6 separate regions of the Mus musculus genome follow, and regions 1, 2, 3, 5 and 6 are each linked to region 4. The links are chromatin loops, found by intact Hi-C in ENCODE. Cell type or tissue: gastrocnemius. All regions are shown on one strand.

Region 1 (5,000 bases), 110 kb after region 4:
TGAACTCCCCCCTCCCCTTCTTTAGCATGGGAGGCTGGCCAGAGGGCTACCTACTTGGGATCTGTTGCAATCGTTTTGGCTGGTAGTCGAGTGTTTTCACAGTGGCTATGTATCTGTGGAAGTCTTGCACCTTGGCCAGAGCACGGGAGGGCAGGCAGGTGTGGGCCTTACCTCTGCACGGTGGCCTGATTGTCCAGCTGGTCCTGGTTCACACTGTGGGCCGCGCTCTCAGCCAGTGGCTCTCTGAGGCTCTCCAGGATGCTGTTCCCCTCCTTCAGTGCTAACTGCAGATCTTCCTGCGGGGGTGGGGGTTGGAGAGAGAGAGAGGGAGAGAGGGAGAGAGAGAGAGAGAGAGAGAGAGAGAGAGAGAGAGAGAGAGAGAGAGAGAGAGAGAGAGAGAGAGAGAGAGAGAGAGAACACAGGGTTTGCACTGCAGCCAGCTGGCTGGGCTCAGGTCTCGACAGTGAGTAGGTGGGGCTAGCATGGGGTGGGAACACTGTGCACTGTGGGTGATCACACAGAGCACTTAAAACTGTCGAGGACACTGTATACTTATATATGATCCTCAAAGAATTAATTTAAAAACAAAAACATACACTAGCAAGGATGGCACCACTGCTGCTTGCTGTGGCAAAGCTAGGGTTCGGGTCACTCGGGGCACGGGGATGAGGTCAAAAGCAACTTTTGGAAACCCGACTTTTGCGCATCTCCTATAGCTGGCCTTTTACAGGCAAAAGCCATTTCGAAGGTGTGAGAGACATGCCTTGCAGAGATGGGGAATTATCTTCAGGACACGACAGCTTACAGCCACCCAGACCCTGCCATGTCAAAGCCATCAGTGATGCAGGATGTCTTGACCCCAGAAAGCCATGGGAGCTTGTAGCACAATGGTATTTTATGCAGCAAATTCAACCACAACTCCATCAGTCACCCGTGAGAGGAACTGGCAGACGCCCTGCCTGGTTACACTGGAGCTGCCCGGCCCCCTACAGGGCACACCCACCAGAGAAGTGCTCTGGTCTTGGCTTTGGACAGACTCTGAAGCCCCCCAGGTTTTCTGGGCTCAAGGGTGCTGTCCATCCACGCACACACATTCTAACAGGGCTTGTCTATGGGGCTTTGACAGGGCTATGGCCAGTTCTCAGTGTCCTATCAAGAGCCCCAGAGACACATTTACTTCTGGCCCTTCCGCGTGGCAACTCATCTGACATCTTGTGTCTAGGATCAAATTGCCCTGCTCTGAACCCCAGCCCCACAAGCCACACTCACCTTCACTTTGGCCTTCTTCTCTGTGTGTGCGCTGAGCACCAGGCTGGTTGACTGGACGTCATTCGGCAGCTCTGTTTCAGCCAGCTCGGTCCCAAAGGCCTGCAGCATCTGGGCTGTCTGCTTCACCATCAGGGCGAAGCTTTCAATTGCCTGGGGAGGAGGGAGAACACGGTCACAGAATCCTGCACAGGGCCGTGGCAGCCTGCAGCTCTGAAAGCTGACACCATGACTGTTCTTGGAAAGGAGAGGGTGGCCCCCAAGCCCTGTAGACACACGGGTGCCAGCAAATACCTTCTGGTGAGTGTCTCAACTTAACGCTCCTTCAGAAATGTACAAGGCAGGCTTTGCAAATATCCCTGTCGCCCGGGGTCATTCTGTACTCAGGGTGTCCACCTCCAGCTCCTTGATAGGAGACTTGTGAGTGTCCAGACCACAACACAGAGCTTGGCAGGGTTTTTTTTCCCTCTAAGCTCAGAGAGAGCCGCACCCAGGGTCATTACTCATGGTCTCTCTTTACAGTGACTAAGGTCTACAGAGACCATCTCCTCATTCTTGGGGAAGGAACTTCATGTGAGCGTGTTTTTAAAAGGCAGTGTTGTCATGTGAAAACTATTCTGCCGGCCTATGAAGTAATGAGAACAGGGCTGCAGAGCACCCAGGCCCACTCACTGTGCGGTGGCACAGCCACCTGGAGTGGCAGTAGTCCAGGGTCCCCCCGAGGTCCTCGGTCAGCTGCGACTTATCAATGTAGCCGTGTAGTTCTGGCACTGAGCTTAGCATCATGACCTGTGAGAGAGGGGAGCAGCATCAGGCACCCTGCCCCGGACGTCACAGTGGCTCTGGCTTCTGACTTGAATGGGGCCAGCTCCGCCCTCTGGTCGACAGGCCCCATGCAAGCCTCTTATTCAAATTGTTCCTTGGTTTCCTCATCTATACGATGGGCACATTCTGACAGATCTCACTGGGAGATGGTGGGGACTCAGTGAGGCCACTGGACATGAGCCACGGGTGGCAGTACTTTCTCTGGCAAGGAGCTCAGTATGCTGAGGGAATAGAGTTTTGCTTCCTAAGAAACCAGTTTATGCTGGTTCCTGATGAGAACGCCACTAACATCATTTTAGGCACTGGTGAGAATCAATTTAGCAGCAGAGCCAGACAGACTCCCCTCTCATTAGATTGACAGTTCCGAAAGGGTCCTACTTTGTGTGGTCGCAGCAGCCAGCCAAGCTCTTCATCTGTAGCTGGCCCTCACCTTTCTCTTGTCCTTTCTGAGGCCATTCTACCATGAGTTTTAGATGAAAATAAAGACTTTGCTTTGTAAGCTGTCAGGCAGATACTACAGAATAAACTTCCAAAGGCTCGGTGCAGATGTTATTTGATACCCTGACATCTATTATTCAACACTGAGTCAGTGTAAAGCGGGGGCTCTCTACTGGGGATGTCTAGAGACAACCTGGTTGTTACAATAGAGAAAATGCTCTGGTGACTTCTGGGCGGAAGTCAGGGTTGCTGGGAACCGAGTTTCCCAGCAAGGAGCCATTCCCAGTGCTGAGAAGCAGTCTAGATGTTAGGTCCCCACTGAAGTACGACGGCCAGATACAAAAGCATTAGACTCTCAGTTTGAGCTGGAAAACAGAGTTCTCACAGAGCTGCTCCATTTTCTCTTGGTTCTTCTAATAAATGTATCCACATGCTGCCAAGCAACCTTGGCTCATAGCCAGTAAGCCAAAGACGGATTGGGTAACTCAAGGAAGCCTCTATCCTTAACCTTAGTACGTGTGTGTGTGTGTGTGTGTGTGTGTGTGTGTGTGATACATTTCCAATCATAACAGAGAAGGTGAGGAGCCCAGAGTGCTTCTACAGAGCTCTCTTGCCATGAGATCAGTAAAGTGGAAAAGGTATCAGATACCTTCTAAAAGCCAAATTCTCCGATAATTCTAGAATTTATCTAAGATTGGTCTGTGAGCTTACTGGTGCCAGGACAGTTTCTGTAAACCCATTTTAACACCTATTAACATAATACGATGAAATAGTTTTATAAAAGAGACCACACACTATCATAGATGGCCTCAACCTTATTTTCCCATCACGTTCAGAAGTAAGGGAAACTGTTGTTAGTGTGGCTTACTTGCTGAAGGTGGGGAAGGGCCAGGCACATTGACGTCATCTGATCATAAGAGGGGAGGGGCAGAGTGTCACTCCAGCATCCATGGGGCTCAGTAGCAAGAGCTATGAATGTGTCTCCCATATCTAGTTTGGGGATCAGGACTTGACCTCTAGCTAGGTGATCAATTGCAGAGAGTGGTTCTGTCCTTGACTAGGTCTAAGAAGTGGGCTGTCTAGAAAGAGATGCCATGAGACATGGGGTTGAGTATCTTCCCATAGACCTGGGGGCCAGTTATTCTCGGAGCTACCAATTCTCGACTCTTAGAGAGTCACAGTCACCCCTTCAGGACTTGGGGGGGGCTGAGCATTCTTCCCTAGCCATTACTCTGATTCTTGAGGAAGACTGCTGTAGGGGCAGGGCAGGGTGGGTAGCGAGCCCAGCCTCCATTGTTGCTGCTTTGAAGGGCTCTAGCCAGTCAGGGAGCTGGTGTGAGGGGTGGACAGAGGCTTTAGACAGTTGGGAAAGAGAAGGTATCCGCCACCTGAAACCCGAGACACAGCAGACAGCATTGTGGACAGCGACCAGCCCAAATTCTATTTCCAAAAGCCATCTGGGTGACACTGCTGGTGTGTGTGTGTGTGTGTGTGTGTGTGTGTGTGTGTGTGGGTCCCACAGCCTGGCAAATGGTCCCTGTGCTCCCATTCTCTTTGTGAAAAAGAACCAGACTCCTAGGGTCACTCTCTGGCAGCTCCTGGGTGCCAGGAGTCACGGCTGTGAAGTGTGTGCTTTCAGGAACTTTATCTTGGTTTATCTTGGTCTTGGTTTTTGAGGGGAGTAGAGTACCACGAGGGTCCTTTCTCAGTGGGGGATGAGAAGGGCTGACCCATGCTGGTGGGAGACATGGAGGTAAGGGAGGAACTCCCCTGCTGGGTTGCGGCTGGCTGAGGTCCAGCACATGTGTGGCTAGCAGCTTAGGTGCCCTCCATGGCCTCAGGACACACAGATGCCCTCCACCAGCCTCCCTTTCTCTGAGATGTTTGGGGTGTGCCCCTCACAGTGGGCTGGCATAGGACAGTAGGTGACTTACAGTATTCTGATGCAGTTATCCCCTGGGACCTACCCAAGGCTGTTGCCTTGAATGGATGGACCACTAGCTTGGGCGGGGCAGGGCTCAAGGGAAGTGGAGCCCACTAAGCTTCCACTGCCAGAGCTCAGGGGCAGTGTTGCTTCCAACCAAATCTCTGGGGTTTTATTTGCTAGGTCACTTTGTGAGACTTTACCACATGCCAAGAATGTACTTAAAGCTCGCTTCTGCTGACACGGCTCAAGCGAGCACTCACCGGCACTTTCATCTTAAACTCATCTCTGTTGAACTTGAAGGCAATGTCCGAGAGAGTCCTCTGGAAAAAGCCCGTGGGCCGAAGAACAAGGACAAGCTGCAGGTTGGCTGGGAAAGATGCCTGCAAGACACAAGGAGGGCCTGGAGCATTTGCCACGTGTGGCCTAGGCCATGCAATGGGCCTGCCACTGCAGCTGACAGTGGGGCTTCTGCATCGACACTGTCAAAGGGTGATCCACTCCCAGTGTGGAGTACTCAGAATGGACTCATATGGAGCAAGGCTCT
Region 2 (5,000 bases), 430 kb after region 4:
GCAGGCTAAGGCAGCCATGGGGAACAAGTCAGTAAGCAGCATGCCACCTAGGGCCACTGCATCAGCTCTGGTTCCTGCCCTATTTGAGCTCCTGTCCTGACTTCCTTCAGTGATGGACTGTGACGTGGAAGCGTAAGCTGAATTAACCCTTTCGTCTCCAAGTTCCTCTGGTCATGGTGTCTCATCACAGCAACTGAAATCCTGACGAAGACAATGTCATTGTAATTTGTGACTATTGAAAGCTCCAGGACTTGTGGACAAGACTAGCTTTCCTGGCTGAGACTGTGAGCGATCACCCAGCCAGACCTCGCTGAGCCCACTATTAAAGTCAGGTCACCCCTGCAGGTTCTTGGCTAAATTTTAGGTTATCTTTGATCCATTTTTAATACAGGAAATGGTGTAACAGCTATCCATGTGTTGATAAATGATGTTCCTTTCTTTAAACTTTTTTTTGCTGTATCCTAAGTTACCTGTCTGTGTGAGGTGTATGAGTATATTAAGTGCAAGTGTGTTTAGAGGCCAGAGAGGGTGCTGGATCTGCAGTTACCGGCAGCCGTGAGCCTGACATGGGTGCAGGGCACCTAACTTGGGTCCTCTGGGAAAGCAGTAGTTGCTCTTAGCCACTGAAACATCTCTCCAGGTCCCCTAGATTTTGTTTTGAAATGAACACGGTGTGATGAGATGAGCCTGAGGGAATTATAACCATCCTGATAGGAGAGACAACGTTCTGAACAAACACTTAGGCCTACTCCTGTGAGTATCTGATGGTTTAAATCATGAACCTCAAGAACATTTCCTCAGGGATCCCTCTGGGGGAGAGGAAAGCATAAAGCCTTGGCGGCATCCAGGGGAGGAGCCTGCCTCTCAGAAGGAGACCTCCCAGAGTTCCTGCTTGTCAGGGCACCTTACCGGAGAGACTGGAGCTTAGACAATGCCGGGCCAGTGAGGAGCAGGACCACACCTTGGCCAGGACTGTGTAGTCAGGAACACCCCTGCCTGTTTAAGCCTCCTGTCAGAATCCAGAAGTACACTTGAGTGTCACTGGGCCCTTTCTTCTCTTTCCCATGTGGACACACTCAATAAAATGTTCTCTGATTTTTATTATTGCTTGTATCTTTAATTGACATACAGGGCACAGCACAAACATACTGTGCATAAACAGTCAAGTTTAGACTTTCAGCACCCAGGCTTTGACCCTGAAAACCTGTAACAGAATCTTGATAAATTTCTCATCCTGACATTTAGTGAAAATTACATGTCCTTCTTCACAGCTGCCATTTCTAGGTGTCTGCAGGCACTCTTAATTATATACCGATTCTATTTGTATGTGTATGTGTGTGTACTTTGGGCATCTGGGAGCCACTGAAGTCAGAAGGGTCAGATCCCTGGATGTGGAGTTACAGATAGATGGTTGTGAGCTGGCATGCGAGTGTTCAGAACTGAACCTAGTCATCTGCAGGAGAATTCAGCATTCTTAACTGCTGAGCCATGTCTCCAGCCCCTCACAGGCACTTAAAAAATACATTTTAACAATAGAATTACATCGCTCCCCTCACTTTCTTCCAGCCCCTGCCAGATCTCTGTCCTCCAGTCCCTCTCAAGCCCCAGTGCTCAAGTTAAGTACCCTTCTTTAAAAATTATTTTCACATACATCTATAGATTAGTATGTATGTGTATTCACAATTATATGTAAATACAACCTGCTAAGCCTGTTCCTTTTGCTGCTGTATATGGTTTCAAGGCTGACCACTCTGCATTGTGCAACAAATAAAGGGGTCCATCTCTGGGAGTAGCTAACTCTCTCTCCCAGCAGCCACTAGTGGCCTGTAGGTCTTTGTCTAGGGGTGGAACCCCAAGAAAACCTCTCCCTTCCACGTTAACATGTCCATCAGATATGCCACTGCTTCGGTCTAGTTTATGCAGCCATTTCCAGGAGAGATGCTCACGGCAGACTTCTTGGTATACAGGCTCTTACAATCTTCCCACGCCTACTTCCTCCAAGTTCCCTCGGCCGTGGATGCAGGAGCTGTGATGCAGATGTATCTGTTGGGATCTGGTGATCTTGCATTGTATCGAGCTGTCTTCTGGGACGGTCTCTGTTAGGTGTAAAGAGAACCTTCTTTGATGAGGCTTGGCAGCTACACTTACACAGGGACAGGGCTTGCACACCTCACTGGCACTTTACAGAAATCCTCACCCTCTCAAAATCCTGCAAGGTCACATTCGTCTCCGTTTTAAAGGTGGAAAAACTGAATCTTGAAACTGTGCCCTCTGGGAGTTTTGCCACCGGTGGGAAGATTGGAAATCGTTGGTTAGAGGGCTTCTTGGAACACTGCTACCTCCTGATCTCCCTTTCGGCACCTGAGTGGAAGCGCCTCACAGACTTTATGAAAACAAGCCACTTTCCCAGCTTTACCCTTCCTCTGTAGGACCAAAACTCACTTGCACAGGAAAGGGAACGCCCTCAAAAGTCCATTCCTAACAGGTTTTCTCTCAAAGCAGTCAGCTGGCTCCAATTCCAGGTCTCTCTCGGCTTAGGGTGGCTGTTAAACCCCACTGGCCGGCAGAGGGCAGCACAGGCCAGCTAATGGATGGATCAGTGCTCCGAGCATCCGCCTCCAGCCTCAGCCACCTGTATGAAGTAGGCAGAATGATGCATAGTTGAACCTCCTCAGGTAGGGTGCGCCCAGGTGCAACACCTTAGGTTCCAAAAGGCGCAGGCCAGTCTCCCTCTCTTCTGGTGTAGCCTGGAGATGAGACAAAAGAAGACTGGACCACAGGCAGATTTTTTCTGGCACCTCGCCCACCCCGTAGGGACCTGTTGTAACCGGAGTGTGGGGTTTCCCTGCAGGAACTATAGTAAAGGACATCTTTTCAAAAATAGTTCTGATCATGGCAAGGCTAGACACAGGAGCTCGAAAAAGAGCTACAGGGAACTTACACTCACTCGAAGCACCCAGGGGGCTTTGGGAGGATCACATGTTTTTGTTTTTTGAACTCTGAGCAGCACCCATAGCTCTGGGTCACCGTGAGGTTACCTGGTGAGGGTTTGTTTTTGTTTTGTTTTTTAAATCAATCTTCTAATTTATTAATGTGTTACAATGAGAAGCGCAACTGTATCTTATAGTCTATCATGACTTCAATGCGGGCTTTAGAATTAAACTCTGTTGCTAAGTTTTATTTTTGTGGCGCAGTCCCCATTAGGTGTGCTGTGCTGTGCTGTACTGTGGTGATCATGGTAATCTGGCCAATTGAAGAAGCCGAGCTCTGCCGTAACAGGAACTCCAGCAATGCCTTCACTCCCTACAGGCAGGTCCAATGTGATAAGGCCAATGTTTCCATATTGCTGAGAGAAATGGTCTCACCTGTAGGTTTTCCTCACGAAGCAATGCATTCAAAAGTGGAGGTTCAGATTGTTAGAATGCACTTCCCATAGCTGTTTAGGAGGTCTTAGATTTACTGCCACAGTTCTGGTGGTGGCCATACTACAGCTCGGTTAGTTATGTTTCAGGGTGCTTACGCAGTTCTGTGACAGCCACACAGCAGGATTATAGCAATGCAGGAATCAGCTTGCCTAGCTGCGCACTTTCCCTCCACTTTCCAGTGCTGTTGATAGGGAAGGGGAATCAGTGACCAATGGCACATGTAGTGCAGGGCTGCTCCCCGTAGTCCTGGCTTCCACACTGGCTGCTGGTAGTACTACCTTGGAAGACTATGGAAACACCGGGACATGAGGCCTCACTGGAAAGAACAGGACTCTGGGTGCGTTGGCCCTACTTCATGTCCTGTTTCCTGGTGGACTGAAATGTGAGCAGATGGCCTTGTGCTCTGGCTGCAGCCCTGACTCTTTCCCTGACATGGTAGTGGACTGTACTCTCAAACTGCTGGCTGGAATACATTCTTCCTGAAGCTTCCTGGGTGTTCAGTTATAGTTTGAGAAAATAGCTATTACACTAACACCCACAAGCTATTGACTAAATAAGCAGATGGCAGGGGGAGGGAGAGACAGAGAAATCTCTCATGCAGAGTACTGGATGATCTCTGCAGATGTTCATCTCTGGAGGCACGAGGTGAGGTCTGCCACTTTTCTCAAAATCACTGATTTTTTTTATGTTGACCAGTCAGAACTCAGAGTACAGATGTGTGCATGCAACAAGGCGTGTGTGGAGGTCAGACGACAACTTGACAACTTTATGTGGCCGGTTCTCTCCCTCCATCAGTCCATGGGTTCAAACCCGGCCTGCCAGGCTCCCATGGGTCCTCACTGCGCTCTTGTGTTCACTGCCTCGTTGGCCCTTTGTGTATGTGAGGACCGGTATGCTTACCTGAAGTGTACCTTTCTCCCATGGTTCTGCCCTCAGTGCCCATTTCTGTGCCTTTGGCCTGAGCCCCCCACCCCTACTGCCCCTGCTATTATTTCTCCATATGTTTGCAAGTTTGCACTTATTTTTTTCTGGACTCAAACTGTGTCCAGAAAACTGCCTTGTGTTGGGTGACTACTCTTTCCACTCATCTTATACTCTCACCTGACTTTTATACCTGGCTTCTCGGGTCTTCCCTATGTCTGCTCAGCTTATGTGAACTTACATGTCTTGACTGAGGCAGAGCCTGGAGGGACTTCATTCTGCATTGACAGACCCTTGAGTGGGCTAGGAACACAGTCAAATGAGTCTTATGTCTCCCTTGAGTCTAGTGTCCTGCTGAGGTCCTAGTTTTCTTGCCAGTCAGCATTTTATGGGGTGCATGAGACTTTAAGGTACTGTCTCTACCATGTGGGACTAACAGGGCTGAGTCTGCTGAGTAGATGGTCTCTGTAAAAGCCATCTTGCTTAGGTCAGCCTTTTTTGCTCTTTTTTTTTTAAAAAAAGATTTATTTATTTATTATTATATGTAAGTACACTGTAGCTATCTTCAGACACAGCAGAAGAGGGCATAAGATCTCATTACAGATGGTTGTGAGCCACCATGTGGTTGCTGGGATTTGAACTCAGGACCTCTGG
Region 3 (5,000 bases), 110 kb before region 4:
CCAGGCCTGTGTATCCGAATCCTGTTGTAGGTGCTGCTGCTGTTAATTGAAGCAAGCGTCACTGTTCTGGGCCTGTTGGCCACCACTCATTCTCCTTTTGCTGCTTCTACTGCTCCGTTTTCCTGCTATCAGCTCAGCCAGCTCTACTAAACGCAAACAAAAGAGAGCACTTGACAAACACAGTTTATTGAGCCTAATGTTGCATCCTCAGGGAAGGCATCTTAGGAAGGGCTCTCGCCAGCTGAGCCATACGGCTTGCTTAGATGGTCAAAGAAAGGACTTCTGTGGCAATCACAGCAAACCTCTAAGGGAAACTACGGGCCTTGCATTACCTGTAGCGCAGTCCCGAAGTGCAAACGAAAAACTACTCTTGGCTGACCACAGCAGTCCTCCTATGCAAATAAAAGACTGTGTTTGCCCCAATCACAGGCCTTCTGCTGGGCTAGCACAGGAAAGGCTCCTCCTCTGGTGTAGGTAGAAAGGCTGTAGGGCTCTCTAGAGTTCAGTGACGGTTGGAATGGCATAAATAAAGTCTGTCGCAGATGAAATGGTTGGAGCTGGGCCTACAGCTGCAGCTCCAAGAGCTTAAGTTCATAAGCAGAGAGCGCCTGTGGCTGCAATATGGCTTCCTCGGGCCTCCTTTGGAGAACTCAGGGCAGCTGGCGCTGCATAAGCGCAGCTCAGTGAATGTATGTCAGGCACTGCTTCCTAAATATAGCCAGGGCTCCAGGGGCAAGTCTAAGGCTGACAATCTCAACAGCAAAAGGCGTGCTTTCAATCGAGGTGTATCATCAACAGGGCTTTTAAAAAAAGATTTACTTATATGTATATGAGTACACTGTAGCTGTACAGATGGTTGTGAGCCATCATGTGGTTGCTGGGAATTGAATTCAGGACCTTTGCTCGGCCTAAAGATTCATTTATTATTATGTGTGAGTTCACTGTAGCTGTCTTCAGACACACTTCAGGGTGTCACATTTGAGGGTGTCAGATCTCATTACAGATGCTTGTGAGTCACCATGTGGTTGCTGGTATTTGAACTCAGGACCTTTGGAAGAACTGGTGCTCTTAACGGCTGAGCCATCTCTCCAGTCCCTCATCAACAGGTTTTTTTTTATATTTCTTTATTATATGTAACTACACTGTAGCTGTCTTCAGATCTGATTATGGTGGTTGTGAGCCACCATGTGGTTGCTGGGAATTGAATTCAGGACCTCTGGAAGAACAGTCAGTGCTCTTAACCGCTGAGCCATCTCACCAGCCCTCACCAACAGTTTTATCAGCAACATTTAACATCATCTAACAACCCTTTTGTTGAGGTTAACTCTTAGCCAGAGATGGACAGGTTCTTCTAGTATGTGTCAAGGCCACACTTGGGTGACTTGCTACTTCAGTGGTGATACAATGTGGCCGGACATCTAAGTAGCCCAGGACACTCAAGGAGGCAGGGCAGAAAAGAAGTGAAGGGAATACCAGTTGTCACAGCCCACTGAAAGTCTCCTTCCCTCCTCCCCTCCCTCCTCCTTCTCCCTCCCTCCTCCCCTCCCTCCTCCCCCTCCCTCCCTCTAAAGCAGTCAGCTGTCAGTCTCTTCCTATGATAAAGTACAAAGGGGAGGACCCTTCACTCTGAAATGAGAAGGGACTCTGTCCCAGGGATGGGAGCCCTCCCCTGTGTGTACAAGCCCTTCTCTTAGTGAAGAGAGTAACAGGACCTAAGGAGCTGAGGACCTACCCGTGGCCAGAGCTTGGGGTGATCTGGCGACTTCTAGTCCAGAGAGGAAAGCCCTCACTGAGCCTTGACCCAACCTTTCTATAGATATATTTTAATTGTGAAAACTCTTTTTTTCACCTTTTTATTCTTTTATTTTATTAACATTGGTGTTCTACCTGCATGGATGTCTCTGTGAGGATGTCAGCCCTCCCACCCCCGTAACTGGAATTACACACAGTTGAGACTACCATGTGGATGCTTGGAATTGAACCCCTGGGTCCTTTGGAAGAGTAGCCAGTGCTCTTAACCACTGAGCCATCTCTTCAGCCTTAAGTTTGAAAGTTCTTAATGGAAGTCTTTGTACTTTTCTAAACATTATGAGAAAGCACTGATCACACCAAGGACTGCTCGCTTGTGTGTTAGTCTGCTGAGTGGTGGCTGTGGCTATGGTTTAGCTGACTCTATGATGACAATAAGAGCTTTTATTTTTTATTTATTTTTTACTATTTATTTATTTATTTATTTATTTAGTTAGTTAGTTAGTTAGTTATTGGTTGAGACAGAATTTCTCTATGTAGCCCTGGCTGTCCTGAAACTCACTCTGTGGACCAGGCTGGCCTTGAACTCACAGATATCCTCCTGCCTCCACCTCCGCCTCTGCCTCCTGAGTGCTAGGATTAAAAGCATGCACATGCTCCACCACTGCCAGGCATGGAACTTGCTCCATGCATCCAAAAGCGCATCATCACTAATTAACTCAGAGTAGTAGCCTGCTAGAAAATCCGTGTGCAGACTCCTGCTAAGAAAGCGTTGAGATAGCCGGGCGTGGTGGCGTTGAGACACTTCCCATACAAGCGCAGAGGGCTACAGGCAGCAACCTGCCTTTGTGCAGAGGGGTTTTGGCTCCATTTTGCTGAGGGCTACTTCAATGGTTCAGTCCCAGTGACACTAAGGGAGTGGGAAATCCCCTTGCCTCTGCCTTTCCCCTGTGACTTTTCCCCATGTCCTCGGGTTCTCTACATCTAGATTCTGTTCTCTGAGCTGGGTGCTGGACATTGTGAGAGACTGGGAGGCCCTGAAGTCATGTGGTGGATCAGTGTGCCTGTCCAGTTTTCTGTACCCAGGTCCCCGTGACTCTTGATTCTCAGGCGCCACCAGGGGGCACTGCTAACCTCCAGATGGCAGCATTGGCAGGGCTACAGGGCACAGCTGCAATTGTGCAAACCCAGCAAGTACAACCAGCTGCTGCCACTCTCCGTGGCCCTGCGACTTTACCAGACTAAAACTGAGGTGAATGGAGCATGGGGGAGGGGCAGGCATGGCACACAAATTCACAGGTCATTGCCTGGGTTTCTAGGGAGATGGGGTAAGACCTAGAACTCTAAATGGGACACTGCATTTAGCACTAAAACATTGCTGAGCACAATGCCTACTGGTATGGTTGTGGCAGGGGTTGGGCCTTCCATGCCCTGGCCTGATGTTGTCTTCTAGGAGGAACATACTTCCGGCCCCTGGCCCAGCCCCCAAAATGGCCCCTTCAGCAGAGGGGAGTATTGTGGTTTTGTTCTGCCTTGAGAGGATGGAAAAGCACTCTCGTTTAGCCACTTCCTGCCCTCTGTCAGGGCTCCTCAGTGCCTCTGAGAGTTCAACAGAAGGCCGCAGGATGAGGTGAAACCACCACAGATGAAGCAGATGGCAGAAAATAGTCATCTGTGGGCTTTCTGTGGTCAGCAACCACTGAGCACCCCAGTGAGCAGGTACCACGCGGCAGCTAGAGCAATGAGGAGAACAGATACGCTTGCTAGGTCATGGTGACCCCTCCTGAAGGCCTGAAGGGTCAGGGGACTCCTGATCGTGTGCTGGGACATAACAACAAGCATTGGGTCCACCATGTGACTACACAAACATCTCTGCCACCAGAGGTTCTGACTGGGAGAAAAATGGGAAACAAGATCAGTGACCATCTTTGCTCTTCAACTCCTCTGGAGCAGCGGAGTGCAGACTCAGATTGACCTGCGTGGAGGTTCATTACGTGGAAAAACTCCCGAGGGTTTCTGGTGGCAAAGGCTTGTCATCCTGATGCATCTCCTTACCAACACGGGGCAGGACCTCAAGCTTTCACTCTTTAGGTGACAAGGTAGGTCTCCTGGACGCTAGCCAGCAAGGCGTGAAGCCTGGACATACTCCCCCCCGCCCCGCCCCCCGCCCCGCCCCCCGCCCCCGCCCCCCGCCCCCCGCCCCCGCCCCCGCCCCCCGCCCGCAACAAAACAAAAAAGAGAAGAGGCAGAGTTTGCCTTATGGGACAAACATTCCTATGTGTAAGGAAGACATGGGTCCATTCACAGCAAGAAGCTACAAGAAATGCACAACACACACACACACACACACACACACACACACGCACGCACGCACGCACGCACGCATGCACTTCCACAAAGCACCAATAATCAAAGAACTGAGGAGATACGAGATTAAAGGGACAGAAGAGTAAAGCAAACATGGACCTGCTGAGGTGCAGACCCGATGTCCATGGTACTCCAACAGCCTCAGTAATGCCCAGCACAGCCTCAATGATAGCAGAAACAACAGCACCCGCAGCACCCGGTGGATAGGACGCTGATGCTCACCTCTGCCCTTGAAAAGCCTCTGTGTGACGACCATCCACGAGGAAGAGTTTAGGGTCATGCAGCCATCTGGGCATTGAAAGATACACTGTTCTGAGGCTCACACAGCAGAGCCACTGAAAACTGGAAACATCAAGTGGGTGAGTTTTATTGTATATAGGTCATATTTCTATGTTGCTAGGAGAATGTGAGGATTTACCAGAATTAAAAGGCATGGTACTTAAGACACAGTTCTGTGGTCAAGAGCATTTGCTGCTCTTGTAGAGGACCTGGGCTCAGTTCCCAGCATATAGTGCCTTACAACTGTCTGTAACTCCATTCCCAGGGGTGCCGATGCATTCCTCTGGCCTCCTTTGGTACTTCATGCTTGTGGTGCATGTATATGCATCAAAACACTCATAAAAGAAAAATAAAGAGGGCTGGAGAGATGGCTCAGCAGTTAAGAGCACTGACTGCTCTTCCAGAGGTCCTGAGTTCAATTCCCAGCAACCACATGGTGGCTCACAACCATCTGTAATGGAAGCTGTTGCCGTCTTCTGGTGTGTCTGAAAATAGCTACAGTGTGCTCAAATAAATAAATAAATCCTTTTTTAAAAACAGAAAAATAAAGTCTCAAACACAGCAGCAGCAACAGGCAACAAAATTTATTTATTTATTTATTTATT
Region 4 (5,000 bases):
GGAGCACATGTCACATGCCCCCAACACTGTATTCATATGCACACCTACACATAGGCACATACTTAAAATAATAAAAATAAAAGCAAATCTTTAGGCGGGTGTAGTAGTGCATAATGTTAATTCCAGCACCAAGAGACAGAGGCAGGAAGATCTCTGTAAGTCAGACTGTTCACAGTGAGTTCTAGAATAGCCAAGGCTACACAGTGAGCCCTGTCTAAACAAAACAAAAACAAAACCTTAAATAAAATCCTCTCCTTCAATACACAATCAACTCACAAACTTAAGACAAAGAACAGACACATATACACCAATCCGTCACCATCGGCCAGTGGTCCCTTACCCAGAATGCTTGGGGCTACTAGTGTTGTGGATTTCAGATGTTTTTCTTCCGGATTAATACTTGCACATACACAATGATGTATCTGGGTACTGAGAATCAAGTGTAAACAGACACAAAGCTGACTCGTACCCCATATCCCTTGTTTTATCATTGTGTGTGTACACCAAGTGTATGTGTGGGTGCTTGTGTCACGTCAAGAGGCTGGAGGTCTGGGGATGCGTCTCCAGTCAGTTTTCTCCTTCCACCTTTTTGAGGGTTCTGAGGTTCGAACACAAGTTGTCAAGCTGGCTCTGCCAGCGCTTTACCTACTGGGTCATCTGGCTGGCCCTAGCTCGATGGTCATTTTATTCAACAGTTTTAGCATATACTGTGTTCTGTCTGAGGCCCAGCAGAGGAAGTCAGGTGTGGGTCTTTTTTTCATGAGTGCACTACAAGTTTTGGATTTGGGAGTTTGGGGTTGGGAGTGATGGGCCTGCCACAGGTTCCTTCGGGTACCACTGCTTACTTTTCTTCTTGTGCTTTCTGTAACTTACAATACACTCAGTTTGTAACCAGGATAAAACAAGCCTCTTAGGTAACTTTTAAGTAACATATAAGTAATTATTTGTTCTATCACAAACTAAAACACAGAATATTTAGCAGTTATTGTATAAAACCATGACAGAAAAGTGTGCTTGAAACAGCAAAATGTACTTCGGATGATTTTCCCCCCCTGTTGCAGACACAACTTGTCTTTAAGTTAAAACTACCAGAATCGCCGGGCGTGGTGGCGCACACCTTTAATCCCAGCACTCGGGAGGCAGAGGCAGGTGGAGTTCTGAGTTCAAGGCCAGCCTGGTCTACAGAGTGAGTTCCAGGACAGCCAGAGCAACACAGAGAAACCCTGTCTCAAAAAAAAACAAAACAAAACAAAACAAAAACCCTACCAGAATCTGTCTGCAACCTTATTTGCAATAATTAAACTACAAAACAGTGTGTGTGTGTTGGGGAGGGGGTGTGTGTGTCACAACCCAGGGACCCTACTAGCAAGTGGGGCCGTACTGAGTTCCATGTATAACACACTGGCACTCTGATAACACTGAAGACTGCTGGGGGCTCTGTGCCTCTTAGCTCCAAACACCTCCTTTCTTCTGGCGCTGGGAAAACGTACACCTCCTAAGCAGCCTGGTCTAAGCCTCAACACACAGCACTAATCCAGGGCGGCGATCCATAGAAACACCTGCTGACCCAGGGTTTCGCGGCTTCCGCTAGGGAAGGCTCGGGCCGCAGCTTCTCCCCGGGCGGGCGGGCGGACGGGCGGGCCTCCCTAGCGTTGGCCCCGGTGGCTGCTGGAGGAGGAACCCAGCCAGGTGCTCGCAGGCCCTCGCCGCCGCTCACCTGGTACAGCTCCTCCAGGTTGTACCTGATGGATGTGCTGCTCTGGATGGCCTTGACCGCTTCGTGAAGCTTCCGCCACGTGTCCTGAGTGTAGTTGTCAGGCAGCCGCGGCCTGTCTGTGGGGGAGAGAGGGTCAACGGCCGCGCGGGGACAGCACAGGCCGGGGCACCGAGGCAGGGCCCGGCCGGGCTAGCCAGGAGGTGCGGGATCGGGGCCAGCTGGGGCGCGGGGACGTGGCGGAGCGTGAGGTGCAGGGACAAGTCGGGTTGCGGCGCCGAGACGGGACAGTGCGGGAACCAGGCGGGCCGGGGCGCGGGGACAGGGCCTGCCGGGCAGCCCCAGGAGGCCCTGTCCGAGCGCGCGACCCGCCGGCCGCCCCGTTCGCTCCTCACCGGAGCGCACCCACCTCGGAAGTTCTTGATGACCAGCTTCCTGGAGCCTCCCGTGCCCCCCGGCTTGGCGGGGCCACCGGCCAACGCCGCGGGCTTGGTGAGGCCGTTGGTGCGGCCCATGAGAGCCGAGACGCTGCCCTTCCGAGGGCCCTCGTCCGCCATGGCTGGGCCGGACGCCGCCCCGCCCCGCGCCGCCCGGCTCCTCCTCCTGCCCTGCGCCCGCTCCGTGCGCGCCCGGCTCCTCCTCCTGCTGCTGTCGGGCTCCGCCCGTGAGCGCTCGGCTCCTCCTCTTTCTGCTCGCGGCCGGGTCCGCGCGCCCGAGGCCCAACCGCCGCGGCGCGCACCGGAACGATCCGGCTCCTCCTCCTATGCGCGAACTCCGCCCAAGGAGGGCTCGGGGACTCGCAGGCGTTCTACAACGAATGCTCGCGAGAGGGCGCCGTGACACCTGCACCGAGGGCTCCGGAGCTCGCCGCCCCACGTCACGTCGAGGGCCGTGACGAGGACACCCCGGCGAGGACTTGAGTGGATAAAAGCACCCGGCAACCTTGCCTCCTGGATCACCTTACACCTAGGATGCTCAGGGATGCTGCTCCGTGCGCTAGCGCGCCGAGGGGTTGGGGACGGGATGCTCTGCACCCATTTATCTGGGGTGCCCCAGTGTGAGATGTGGGAGGACTCAGGAACACATCCTAGGAGTGCGCGGGACGCCTTCCCAGTGGGCTCTGGACTTTGGTTCCGGGAGAGTCAGGAGCGCCTCTGCACACGGAGGGTTGGGGATCGGGTCACCCTCATGGGAGAGGGGTGCGAGGAATCGGGTCGCTAGCACACCGACGTGACCAGGGACACGTTCCCAAGTCGGTTGGGAACTCCTCCACGTCAGTCCTCCGCCCTCGCGCGCGCCCCCGCCGCACCCGAGGCGTCCCGGCGACCGCGCTGACAGCTGCCCCCAAAGAAGTGCTCTCACCACCGGCTCGGCTCGGCTCGGCTCGGCTCGCTCCACCTTCACCCGCTCCGGAACCAACGTGCAGAGGTTACCGTGTGGGGACAAGGAGCGGAAACGGACCTGCGCCGGAAGTGAGGCACTCAACACCCGCGGCCGCCGCTATGGCGCACATCACCATTAACCAGTACCTACAGCAGGTGGGTTTCGCTTGGTATCCTGGCCTACGGGCCACGAGGGGTGAGTCCTGGGGCCGGGTCGGACGGTGCCGGGGGTCCTGCGGCTGGCCTCGAGGCGAGGAGGGTGTGCTGCACGCGGTGGGCAGCCTGCCTTGTTCGGAAGTTGCAGGTGCTGCCCGGTGGACCAGGAGGAGGAGGATCCGAGGTGGAGGTAGCAAGATCGGGGCCACTTGTAGAAACGGTTGTCTGTGTAGTCAGCGCTGCTGTCCGCACGAAGCACGTTGTGTCTCTTGGCAGCGGTGCCCATCAAGGCTTTACTTAAAGCCTGGGAGTGGCACAGGCAAACACTGTTGCATCCGGGTGGAGGGCCGTGATTGCGTCTTCTAGGGTGTTGAAGATGTGAATCCCACTAGGCAACACACCTGGTGCAAGGGGCAGCCAGATAGGGAAGACTGATGAACGTTTTAACTGACTACACTTGCTGCTCATGGCTGCTTATGAACCTTGGATTTGCGCTTAGCTCTATTACCAAAGCCCCCTTTTCCTGTCCCAAACAGCTCAGTTTTGGGTACTACAGTACTAGAAGCAGTACTTGTGTGCTTCTTAAGTAGCGGCACTATTGTCGGTGCTGCGTGTGCATATGTATTCTCTTTGATTCCATCACAAGGCCCTCCTTGAAGAGCTCCGTAGGCGGCTAACCCAAGTCTTCCCAGCTCAGAAGCATCAGAGACTGGCTCTACAGTGCACATGTTTAACACTTAGCAAGATGCTAATTCTGGAGATCACGCTTGAACCTTAGTGATCTCATTGTTGGCCAAAAGACCAGTCTTTATTTCAACACACTGGCAATAGCCTTGGCCAGTGGCTACCTGTTAACAAATTGCTTGTCTCTCTTTCCCCATGATTCCTGTGCTGATTTCCCAGAAGCTGTTGGGGTCAGGTTGGTTGAATTTTGCCATCCTTACCGGTGTTAATAAGGTTAAGAGTAGCCTGTTACTCTTGTGACTGCTTGAGCCAGGAATAAAGGTCTTTCTTTCCTGTCACAGGGAATGGCATGGCATCAGCATGCTTGTGCTGCTTCCGGGTTATCCCAAGTCCATAGTGATGTTTTGATGGCCTGCAAGGGGAGCCTGCATATGTTTCAAAGAGAGAAACGTGGAGCTTGAGGAGTCTACTCCTTACAGCAAGGAGTGAGGTCCACTTTTCTTCAAGGTCAAACTAGAAGGAAACTTTACTCCATTTCCTAAGGTTAACAGTAATAAATTACCTCTAATTCAGAACCCACAGCCAAAGAACATCACAGACATCGTAGCCCTAAGAACAAGGACATTCACTGTAACCACAATGCATTTAGTAGCCTGAGAACTTTGACACTGATGCATGTAACTTTTAATTTTCCAATGTTTTGCACATTTTTTGTTTTTTTGTTTTTCAGTAGATATTTGCTTTATTTACATTCCAAATGTTGTCCTCTTTCCTGGTTTCCCTTCTGAAAATTCCCATCCCCTTTCCCTCTCCCCCTGCTCACCAACCCACCCACACTGGCTTCCTGGCCCTGGCCTTCCCCTACACTGGGCCATAGAGCCTTCACAGGACCAAGGGCCTCTCCTCCCATTGATAACTGACTAGGCCATCCTCTGCTACATATGCAGCTGGAGCCATGAGTCCCACCATGTGTTTTCTTTGGTGGTTTAGTCCCTGGGAGCTCTGGGGTTGCTGGTTAGTTCATATTGTTGTTCCTCCTATGGGGCTGCAGACCCCTTCAGCTC
Region 5 (5,000 bases), 100 kb before region 4:
AAATGGAACAGCCCGAGTGCATCTGGTGAAGCGCCTGAGACAAAAGTAACAAAACTGTGTCCACGCTGAAACAAAAAGTAACAAAACCATGTTCACACCCTGGGACCTACACTCCCATCACCCTTGATGACAGAAGATGAAGGAAATAAAAAAACACAGAGGAAAGTGAGCAGGGTTCTATCAGGTGAGGCATCTGGATGGACAGACAGCACACAGGAGTGGCAGTGCCTGTGCAGAGCAGGAAGCCGAGCTGTGCTGTGGGAAGAAGGGGATGGTGGGGATGGATGCGCAGCTATTGAGCCAGTCTTTAGTCCACACTCAGGACGATCCCAAAGCTGTTGTTTGTACTCTGCCAGCTTTAAGAGGGTATGGGCTGGGAAGATGGATCAGCCGCTAAAGGACTGCTCAGTCAACCGGGCTGGAGGTGGAATCCCAGCACCCATGTGGAGTGGCTCATAGCTCAAGCTCTGGGGTGTATCTAAAGTCAGCTATAGTGTACGCATATAAATAATAATAAATAAATAAATAATATTTAAATAACCAGTACCCCGGAGCTCTTAACTCTAGCTGCATATGTATCAAAAGATGGCCTAGTCGGCCATCACTGGAAAGAGAGGCCCATTGGACACGCAAACTTTATATGCCCCACTACAGGGGAACGCCAGGGCCAAAAAGAGGGAGTGGGTGGGTAGGGGAGTGGGGGTGGGTGGGTATGGGGGACTTTTGGTATAGCATTGGAAATGTAAATGAGCTAAATACCTAATAAAAAATGGAAAAAAATAATATTTAAAAATTAATAAAAATAAAAACAAACAAACAAACAAAACACAGTGCAGCCCTGACATTGGTGGACAGGATTCAGTAGGGGTGGGAGAGGCTGGGAGCCAACACTGTCTTTTGCCTATGCTTTCAGACAGCTGTAAGTAAGGCTTTGGCTTAAGGAGTGGCAGGGGTGGAACTGGCTGTTGATAAATGTCAACAGCTTCTAAAAATAAACAGGCCAGAGTCCCAGTGCTCAGAACTTGTGAGGTTAGTCCCCACTGGAGTGCAGGCCACCCTTTATGGGCATCTGAGCTTCTTGCTTTGACCTTACATCAAGAACAAGAACCCTAATTAAGTCAGCTTCATTCAGGGTTAGTCCCTGGCTTCCCAGTGCCACCTCCAGTCTACGCCACAAAGACACCAGGCTGCTACTTGACAAATGGCCAAGCTGCCCGCTGTGCTTGACGTGTGTGTTTACGACACACCAGTCCCCAAGATTATGTACCAGATGCTAATGCACAGGGAGGGCATGGCTTGCTATAGGTGCATGCTTGTAATCCCAGCATCCAAGAGTCTGAAGCCGGAGAATCACCAGAAGTGTGAAACCAGCCAGGGCTATGTAGTCTGACTATCTGAGTTCAATACCTGAACCCCACACTGTGGAAGAGATTGTTGGATAAGAGAACTGTCTCCAGGGAGCTGCCCTCTGACTTCCACATGTGTGTGTGCAAGAACATGCATGTGCACCTGTGCATGTATATGTGCACACAGGCACACAATAAATAATAACACAAATGAATGTAAAACAAAGAAATAAACCCAAATCAGGGAGATGGGCAGGAGCAGGGGGAGAGGTTGGTCAACCAAAAGCAAGCATGTTTGAAAAATGTCACGAGGGCACCTGTTACTTTCTATGCAAATCAAAAATATTAAATTAAACTTAAGCTAGATTGAGAAAGAAGGGCAGGCGTGCAGCTGGCAAGCTGACGGATGCTCTCCAGGCTGCTCTGGCCAGCTGACAGGGGAGAGGCAGGGAGAGTCGCATTCTCCATGGGGGAGGAGCCTCTTGGCACAGATGTTCCCTGTGGGGAGGAGCAGGTGACTTCTTCAAGGAACAGGGTGAGGCTGACAATTCTGCATTTTCCGGAGGCCTGACACCACCCAGGATTCCGTTAAACCCACCAAGACATAGACCCAACCCTGGAAGCTGGACCAAGCCTTTCTCAGTGTCTCATTTCCAAGGCTGATAAATACTGCAACCTATTAGTTTTCATATTTAGGTATCTCAGAAGTAGCATTTCCTTACAGGGACCACAGTCTCCAAATGTGCTTAGTCACTGTTCTGCAGCAGGGCAAGAAAGCCAGAGGCACTGTTGTCCCTAGATGGTCCCACTGTTCCTGTGTCTAAACAGACACTGCCAAGGCTGGCTGCTCACACCCAGAAGGTGGCAGTCAAAGCCTGTACCCTGCTCCTTCAATTCTCTCTCTCTCTCTCTCTCTCTGAATTATTTATTTTATGTACATGAGTATACTGTAGCTATTTTCAAACACACCAGAACCAGAAGAAGGCATCAGATCCCATTATAGATGGTTGTGAGCCACCATGTGGTTGCTGGGAATTGAACTCAGGACCTCTGAAAGAGCAGTTGGTGCTCTTAACCACTGAGCCAGCCCCTCCTCTTCTTCAAGATATAGTCTCACTAGGTGGCCCAGGTTGGCCATGAACTCCTATATAGCCCAGGCTGGCCTCAAATTCATAATCCTTCTGCCTCAGCATCCCTAGTCCAGGCATGACTAGCTATACCTGATCTATACGTGATCTAGTCATGAGCCGCCATGACTAGCTATACTGGTCTATTTTAACATTTTATTATCACTGTGTGTGCACATGTGTGTGCTCGTGTGAGTGTGGGTGTATGAGTGCCACACTGTGTGTGTGAAGGTCAGAGGACCACTTTCAAGAGTCGATTCTCTTCTTCCACTGGTTTTGGGGCAGGGTTTCCCTTCTTGTTTCTGGCATGTAGTGTGCTCCAGGTAAGCTGGCCCAAGAGCTTCTGTCTCCATCTTTCGTCTTGACATAGAGCTGCTGGGGTTACAGATGTCAGCCATTGTATCTGGCTTATTTACACGGGCTCTGGGGATGGGGCTCAGGCCATGAGGTTATGTGAACATTTGGTTTTTTAACCTCCTGAGCCTACTTGCTGGCTCTGTTTTAATTTTTATTATTTCTCTTTATTTTGAGACAGGACCTCATGTCTCAAACCCAGGCTGGCCTCAAACTCCTATCAAATCAAAACCATAACACTTTCTCTCTCTCTCTCCCTCTCTCAGAGAAGATAAGAGACGTTTATTTTGGAGATAAATGTGAGTGACCATGGCCGTGACCATGGAACCCAGAGAGAGTTAGTTTCCCCTAAATTCTGGGTTAACAGTGTGGAAGCAGTTTTACGAAGTTTCTCTAGTAATGGAATAAAGTCATAAATAAATAAAAATGAATCAAGGTGCTTTTCAAATACATTGTTGGGAGCATCAGAGAGGCTGGCTACAGGAAAACAGAGAACCCTGTTGTAGGCCTCACGTACTGATGGTACCTTCGGGTTTGGGCTGGTGGAAGCGAGTGAATATTTTCCAAAGGGAACCTGGTTCTCTATGCATTCCAGGTGCTCCACCTCTGTCACATAGCTTCGAGGACTGTCAGGAGAGATTAAAGATGGCCTGAGATAAGTTGGCTCTGAACTTGCAACATTCCAACCTCTCCACATTGGTTGATCAGTCTCCTCGCAGAAGGTTCAACTTGAAAAAGCAACTCCTTTCTGGGAAATTTCGTGCATATTCCCCAAGAACTGTCAAAACCTAATTGAGATAGGCATACATTTACATGAAATGTAGAAGTCAAAAAGAAAAAAGAAACAATATCATCTCGTTATCCTGAAGCCATGGGAGGAGAGGCAGGGTGTGTGGTGGGAATATCTGGATGACAGTCCTTCCACAGGACTGCTAGGGAAATGTGCTTTTCCTTTGGCTTTCCATGACAGGGCTGTGTTCTGTCTGGTCATGCTGTCCAGAGGTGGAGAACCACAGTGACCCAAACTCTGAACCAGAGAGGTCTTCTGTCCCCCAGGGAATTGTCAATAGGTTGTCTGCCTAGCTTTTTCTTTTCCTACTCCTCTCCCCACCCCTGCCTCCTTCCCCTCCCCCTCTCCCCTCCCCTCCCCCTCTTCTCTCTCCTTCCTTCTTCCTCCTCCTTCCCCCTTCCACTCCTCTTCTCCCAATCCCCAGACAAAATCTTACTCATACTCCTCTCAAACTAGTAATTCCCCTGCCTCTGCCTCCCAAATCATGGGATTAGCAGCTTCAGAGACTTTCATCTCTAATCTCTCTCAAGGGCCTTCAGAATGCTGTCAAGGCAATTCCACCCAGGGAAGAATATGGTAAAAAACAGTGTGGTGTCCTTAAAAGGGACAGATGCTTGTCTCCTACTTGCTAACCTCCCCACAGAGATAATCAGGCCACAAGAGGCTGATGGGAGTAGGCTCTGCCTACAAGGATGGGGGTCAGCTCTGGGCCAGTAGGTTATAAAGCACGTGCACGGTGATGTCAGAAGGAAACCCATTATTTTATATGACTAACACACACTCTGTTTTACAAGCTGCATTTGGAGCCAGTCCCCAGCTTCATGATGACCCTTCGGAGATCCATTCAGGGAACTGGCAGGTCTGGACCCACCCAGCTTCCCCAAGCCCCACCCATTCACCACCCTAAACCTGTTTGCTTTCTTTAAAGTTCCCTTGGATACAATCTCAGGGGATGGGCTGCCAGGCGCTGGGAGTGCCTTTTGCATCTGCTCAGGTGACTCTACATTCGGTGACTTCAGGATCTCTCTCTCTTTTTTTTTATAGAATTATTTATTATATGTAAGTACACTGTAACTGTCTTCAGACACAACAAGAGGGCTTGTCAGATCTCATTATGGATGGTTGTGAGCCACCATGTGGTTGCTGGGATTTGAACTCAGGACCTTTGGAAGAGCAGTCAGTGCCTCTTTCAGTGCTCTTAACCCCTGAGCCATCTCTCCAGCCCCAGACTTCAGGATCTCACAGGGATGAAGTCGCCAGCTCAAAGGCATGGGGACCTGAGGTTGGTCATGCTGCCACCCTGCTTTCTCCTGTAAGTCAAGTGACCTGTTGAAGTCACTCTCACAGGTCTGGCTGAGCTAAGCCAGTCCTTCCTAAGACCCT
Region 6 (5,000 bases), 350 kb after region 4:
CCCCGCGTCGGCCCGCCCCGCTGGGGCTGAGCGCAACCCCCATAAGGATGGATGTCCCTCGACCCCGGGATCGACCCGGCTGCAACTGCCTTCCGGGTGGGCCTGGCCGAGCGCAGGTGGAGCGCGGCGGGGACCCGACGGCGGGACGTTCCGGGCCTGAACCCTGACCCAGACCCGGACCCCGGACCCCGGACCCATCACAGAGAGCCACTCACGTATCTGCGCACGAGCGTCCTCAATAGACTGCAGTCCATGGTTATCGCTCCCGGCTCCGCGAGCCCCTGGGCTGCGGGCGCTAGCGCAGCCGCCCCCCGCCCGGTCACGGCCTGGGCGGCGCGGGGGGCGGCCGCGGCCCCTCCGCGCTCATGCCCCGCCGGCGGCGGCCAAGGGTCTCGGCCCGCGCGCAGGCGGCTCGGAGGAGGCGGCCTGCGCCCGGCGCTACTCCCGTCGGGCCGACGCGGCCTGCGCTCGATGCTCCGCGCCTGCTCCTCCCGCGGCCGCCGCGCCTCTGGAGCCGGCTCTGCCCCGCTGCGCCCCGCGCGTCACGGGCGCGTGTGAGCATGCGCGCGCCGCAGCCCCCGCCCCGGCCCCGCGCGCGCCGCGACTCCCTAGCGCGTCGCCGCCGCCCTGTTGCTTCCGCCTCCCTGCGGGACTGGGGGAGGGGGGGCGGGGGGGGCTGTCATCGCCCCCGCGTGGCTCGTCGGGTGCTGATCCACCCCTTCTCCACCCCCGCCCCGTTCACTCCTCTTCTAAAACGGAAGCCTGGCTGTGAGCCCAGGACTCCATGGCGAGTGCCATGGGCCTGGGTCCCTAGGCCTGCGGGGGGGGGGGGGGGGTCACACCTCCTGCCGTGGCGTGGACAGAAGACACAGGATCCTCAGGTGGCTACAGGGAGCGAACATTACCACCCCTTTTGGGACTGACTCCCTTGGAGACCAAACCAAACACGTCCTGATCCAGCTCTCATGACTCACTACTCTCTACCTCTACCTACTCCTGGGGCCCAGTCTCTGTCCTGCCTTCCAGAAACCAGGCCTCAGGGAAGACCCTCCACAGTCCTGGGTTTTACCTTGTGGTCCAGCCCCCTGTCAAATGCTTCCTGCTTCTACCTTACAACTGTATCACCATGGCTAGCACCCAGGGAAGGTGGTTCTTTGCTGCCTAGGTGTGAAGTGGCACATGGCTGAACAACCTTCCTTACCTCCAGCCCAGCCGTAATCTAGCTAATGTTTACTGGTTCCACATCCCTTGCTTTTGCTTCTGATAACGGTAGAACCAGAGACGAGGGATCTGCAGTGGCCGATCAGGAGCACCAGACCTGAGGATTAGGAATGTATTTGAGAGCGTTCTGACAGGGTGTGGAGGAGATCTGACTTTGCTATGGTTTGGATTAGACACTGGTGGCAATGGTGCCAGTGACTAAACTGATCTCCTGAGCCACCACCGCCTTCTACCCTGTTTTCTACCTAAGTTCTACACCAGTGCTCACCACGGAGCACCAGCTACAGACACCCAGCCAGCCTCAGGGCAAAGGGTTTTCTCTCCGGGCTTCCTGGACTTGCTGTGAGCCTGGTGGAGTTGGCAGTCAGCGCTCATTGGTACTCCTAGCTGTGGTGTGGACTCTTGAGGACAGCAGGCCTCTATGTCTAGGGACTAGCTGCTGGCCTCAGTGGGCCTGACTGGGCTGTTCATGTGTCTCTGATGCTCTATCTCTTTCCTACCATGACTGCTGGGCCAAATTGTAGGCTATTGGCCAATTACAATTGCAGTGGGTATTCCTGGCACAGATGTGCCTCAGGATAAAGCCTTCCTATCTATCCTTAGAGAATGTTCTACTTGGAGGAATGTTTCATTTCCTTCCTTCCTTTCTTTTTTCTTGTTTGGATTTTTGAGACCGAATCTTCATTCTAGGCTGGTCTCAAACTCTATACAAACATCCTGCCTCAGCCTCTGAAGTGTTGGAACACAGGAGTGAGCCCTGGTGTCTAGCTTATTCTTCATACAGAGCAAAGCACTTCCCTGGTGGTGCAACAGGAGTGAGTGACTTCATCCTCTGAGCCTTCACCCTTTGTGGGGCTCAGGACTCTCTGGCTCCCTCCAGCTGACACCATTCATTCTAGCAAGTGGCTGACTTGCTAATTAACACATAGAGGAACATGCTGGAGGCTGTTTAGGAAGGTTTCCTTGCTTTTAAGAAATCGAGAGTTTATTGTATATGGGATGGATCCCCCAGACATGTTGTGGATGCCAACAAGAGCCTGCTGACAGGAGCCTGATATAGCTGTCTCCTGAGAGGCTCTGCCAGTGCCTGACAAATACAGAAGTGGATGCTCACAGCCATCCATTGGACGGAGCACAGGGTCCCCAATGAAGGAGCTAGAGAAAGGACCCAAGGAGCTGAAGGGGTTTGCAGCCCCATAGGAGGAACAGCAATATGAACTAACCAGTAACCCCAGCGCTCCCTGGGACTAAACCACCAATCAAAGAAAACGCATGGTGTGGGACTCATGGCTCCAGCTGCCTATGTAAGCAGAGGATGGCCTAGTCAGTCATCAATGGGAGGAGAGGCCCTTGGTCTTGTGAAGGTTCTAAGCCCCAGTGTAGAGGAAGGCCAGGGCCAGGAAGTAGGAGTGGGCAGGTTAGTGAGCAGGGGAAGGGGGCAGGGGATAGGGGGTTTTCGGAGGGGAAACCAGGAAAGGGGATAACATTTAAAATGTAAATAAAGAAAATATCTAATAAGAAAAGAAAAGAAAAGAAAAGAAAAGAAAAGAAAAGAAAAGAAAAGAAAAGAAAAGGAGGATTCAAAGCAAACAAAAAACAAAAACAAAAAACCAACAAAAAAGAAAGCATGTGTTTCTCTTTTAAGAATGGATGCTGTTGTCTGGAGGTGCTGCTTACTGCTTTGCAGTCTCTTTTCAGACACCAGAGGACCAGAGGAGGTAGCCAGAGGAACGCATTCTTGCTGGGGACAGAAGCATGACCAAAGTGAGAGGAGCCTAGGATGTCATAGACCCATTAACCCAGGCTAACCAGAAACTTGGTAAAGAGTGAATGTAATACCAGGTGAGTTGGGTTTTCCATTACCAACAGATGTTAGCACTTTAACTTTAAACCCGTGAAAAAGAAGTTAAGACTCTGTTAAAATACCAGAAACTCTAACTCATTCTGTGAGCCTGTTAGTCAGTGCTGTGTAACAAGCAATTGAAGCAGTAGGGAGCCGGCGCTGGCCAGCTCTCCCAGACTTGGCAGGTTGTTCTGCCCTCCCTGGTGTTGGCTGGAAATCTGTAAGCTACTATATTCTTTTGGAGGCTCTGCCAAGGTAGGAATGTCGTCATAGCTCAAGTCACGTGTGCAGTGTCCCTGAGGTGGGGACTGGGGGTTACTGGAAGAGCAGGTCATTCTTTTCAGATGGCTTCTTACTACTCTGTGAGCTAGCCTGGGCTTCTTCACACAATGGCTTGGTTCCTCAAGAGACAAAATGAACACTACAGAACCACTAAAGGCTGAGTTTGGAGGCCCCAGAGCGTTCGCTCGGCCACACTCTTCTGGAGAAACTGAGATCATAGGCTTCTGCCTCCCTCCATAAGGAACACCAGTAAGCCACATTTCCATGAGAGCCTCTGGCCACCACAGCTGCTTTGCCCCAAGACAGCAAGCCATGTCCGATGGGAGGACATCTTATTTCCTGGGCCCTGTACAAGACCATTTGTCTGGAATCTTCTTCTTCAGAATAAACTCTTATTGGATTATCTTTCTTTGGTTAATTTCAGTCTCCTTTAGTCGCAGGTAATGGCTTCTCCCCTCAGAGTCACTAAAGTTTCGTGCCACCAGTGAGACCATGTACTCATTTGCTCAAAGCAGTTTGTCTAACCCTGTAGAAGATGGTCACTTGGGGAAGTCTTTTTAATGATGCTTGCCCGAGATGGCCCTCTCTGTCCCAACCATTCCCCACCAGGGCTTTCTAAAACTGGCAGCTACGGCATGCTGAGCCCTGAGCTGCTGAGGAAGGTTTTGTTGGGGATGGCTACAGTCATCGATCTCCCACTCTGGCACAGCTAGGGATCTTGTATGTACAGGTTCTCAACAAATTGTGGAAAGATTAAATTACACGTAGACTGCCGTTTCTTCAGCAGGAAGAACAAAGGGAGGCCGTGAAGCACTGCCAATGAAAAGAAAAGCTTACGGTCTACAGAAGTTCATCCAAGGGTTCCCGTGACTGTGTACAAACTCTGTGGACTGAGGTCCCAGACTCTGGATGCCCCTGGGATCATGCTAGCAGCCAGGTTCTGCAACACTTCCCTGGAATGTACCTCGGGGGTATTTGTGGGTGATACCAGTTTACTCATTTATTCTCAGACAGGGTTTCACCACATAGCCCAGAGGCTTGGTTAGGGTTTCTGTAGCTATGATCAAGCACTCTGACCAAAAATAGCTTGGGGAGGAAAGGGTTTGTATTTTTACAACTCTCGGCTCACACTCCATCACTGAGGGAAGCCAGGGTGGGGACCTCCAGGCGGGAGCTGAAGCAGAGCTGTGCTGTGGACTGCTTACTGGCTTGCTCCTGATGCTTTGTTCAGCCTGCTTTTTTTGTACCACACAGTATGGCCTGACCAGAGGCAGCACTGCTCCTGTGGGCTGGGCCCTTCCACATCAAGCATCAATCAAGAAAATGCCTGACAGACTTACCTGCAGGCCAGTTTCTCAGTTGAGATGCCCTCTTCCCAGGTACCTTTAGATCTGTGTCAAATTGACAAAATAATAAATAAATAAACTAACAAATAAATAAAATATTTTAAAAGCCTAGCACATTCAGGCTAGCCCCAAATTCACAATCTACCTGCCTCTGCCTCTCAAATCTTCCAAGTGTTGAGATTAAAAGTGTACACCAGCAGGGCAGTGGTGGCACACGCCTTTAATCCTAGTACTTGGGAGGCAGAGGCAGGAGGATTTCTGAGTTTGAGGCCAGCCTGGTCTACAGAGTGAGTTCCAGGACAGCCAGG

Evidence for each region. A loop is a pair of places that touch in the nucleus more often than their neighbours do. Peaks named below come from ENCODE experiments on the same cell type or tissue, not always from the same donor. Only the 100,000 strongest peaks of a DNase experiment are listed, where the experiment ranks them.
Region 1: it touches region 4 in a loop (2.6-fold over the local background); 11 of 42 quality-filtered maps call a loop at or near these places.
Region 2: it touches region 4 in a loop (2.0-fold over the local background); 4 of 42 quality-filtered maps call a loop at or near these places.
Region 3: it touches region 4 in a loop (2.9-fold over the local background); 5 of 42 quality-filtered maps call a loop at or near these places.
Region 5: it touches region 4 in a loop (5-fold over the local background); 5 of 42 quality-filtered maps call a loop at or near these places.
Region 6: a loop joins it to region 4, with 2.9 times the contacts of the local background. A loop is called at or near these places in 4 of 42 quality-filtered maps.

What each region holds. Positions count from the first base shown.
Region 1 is chr8:12,993,665-12,998,664 of GRCm38, reverse strand. It overlaps Mcf2l (mcf.2 transforming sequence-like), which reads right to left. Exons shown (of 31, transcript NM_178076.4): 5 at 4,717-4,836; 6 at 1,939-2,055; 7 at 1,270-1,419; 8 at 172-296. Among named protein-coding and RNA genes, the nearest start is that of F7, 30 kb to the left of the region's middle. In gastrocnemius, no CTCF peak of the experiment used is centred here; a DNase peak (open chromatin) is centred at 2,981; H3K4me3 peaks cover 1,121 bases; H3K27ac peaks cover 1,857 bases.
Region 2 is chr8:12,675,321-12,680,320 of GRCm38, reverse strand. It overlaps 4931415C17Rik (RIKEN cDNA 4931415C17 gene), which reads right to left. Exons shown (of 2, transcript NR_166502.1): 2 at 1,096-2,747. Among named protein-coding and RNA genes, the nearest start is that of 4931415C17Rik, 5.4 kb to the right of the region's middle. In gastrocnemius, a CTCF peak has its summit at 2,570 (motif pointing right); a DNase peak (open chromatin) is centred at 2,592.
Region 3 is chr8:13,211,982-13,216,981 of GRCm38, reverse strand. No RefSeq gene overlaps it. Among named protein-coding and RNA genes, the nearest start is that of 2810030D12Rik, 14 kb to the right of the region's middle. In gastrocnemius, a CTCF peak has its summit at 2,866 (motif pointing right); DNase peaks (open chromatin) are centred at 2,892 and 3,841; H3K4me3 peaks cover 525 bases; H3K27ac peaks cover 3,256 bases.
Region 4 is chr8:13,103,027-13,108,026 of GRCm38, reverse strand. Pcid2 (PCI domain containing 2) reads left to right here and starts at 2,684. Exons shown (of 14, transcript NM_178708.3): 1 at 2,684-3,252. The coding sequence starts at 3,217. Cul4a (cullin 4A) reads right to left here and starts at 2,404. Exons shown (of 20, transcript NM_146207.3): 1 at 2,124-2,404; 2 at 1,718-1,833. The coding sequence starts at 2,271. In gastrocnemius, CTCF peaks have their summits at 2,546 and 3,159; DNase peaks (open chromatin) are centred at 1,976, 2,441 and 3,124; H3K4me3 peaks cover 3,418 bases; H3K27ac peaks cover 2,746 bases.
Region 5 is chr8:13,205,979-13,210,978 of GRCm38, reverse strand. No RefSeq gene overlaps it. Among named protein-coding and RNA genes, the nearest start is that of 2810030D12Rik, 7.7 kb to the right of the region's middle. In gastrocnemius, a CTCF peak has its summit at 2,200 (motif pointing right); a DNase peak (open chromatin) is centred at 1,234; H3K4me3 peaks cover 925 bases; H3K27ac peaks cover 4,695 bases.
Region 6 is chr8:12,752,568-12,757,567 of GRCm38, reverse strand. Atp11a (ATPase, class VI, type 11A) reads right to left here and starts at 552. Exons shown (of 30, transcript NM_001293667.1): 1 at 216-552. The coding sequence starts at 254. Gm33587 (a long non-coding RNA gene) reads left to right here and starts at 672. Exons shown (of 3, transcript XR_378725.3): 1 at 672-881; 2 at 2,909-3,063; 3 at 3,409-3,745. In gastrocnemius, a CTCF peak has its summit at 2,098; DNase peaks (open chromatin) are centred at 95, 543 and 3,254; H3K4me3 peaks cover 1,174 bases; H3K27ac peaks cover 1,997 bases.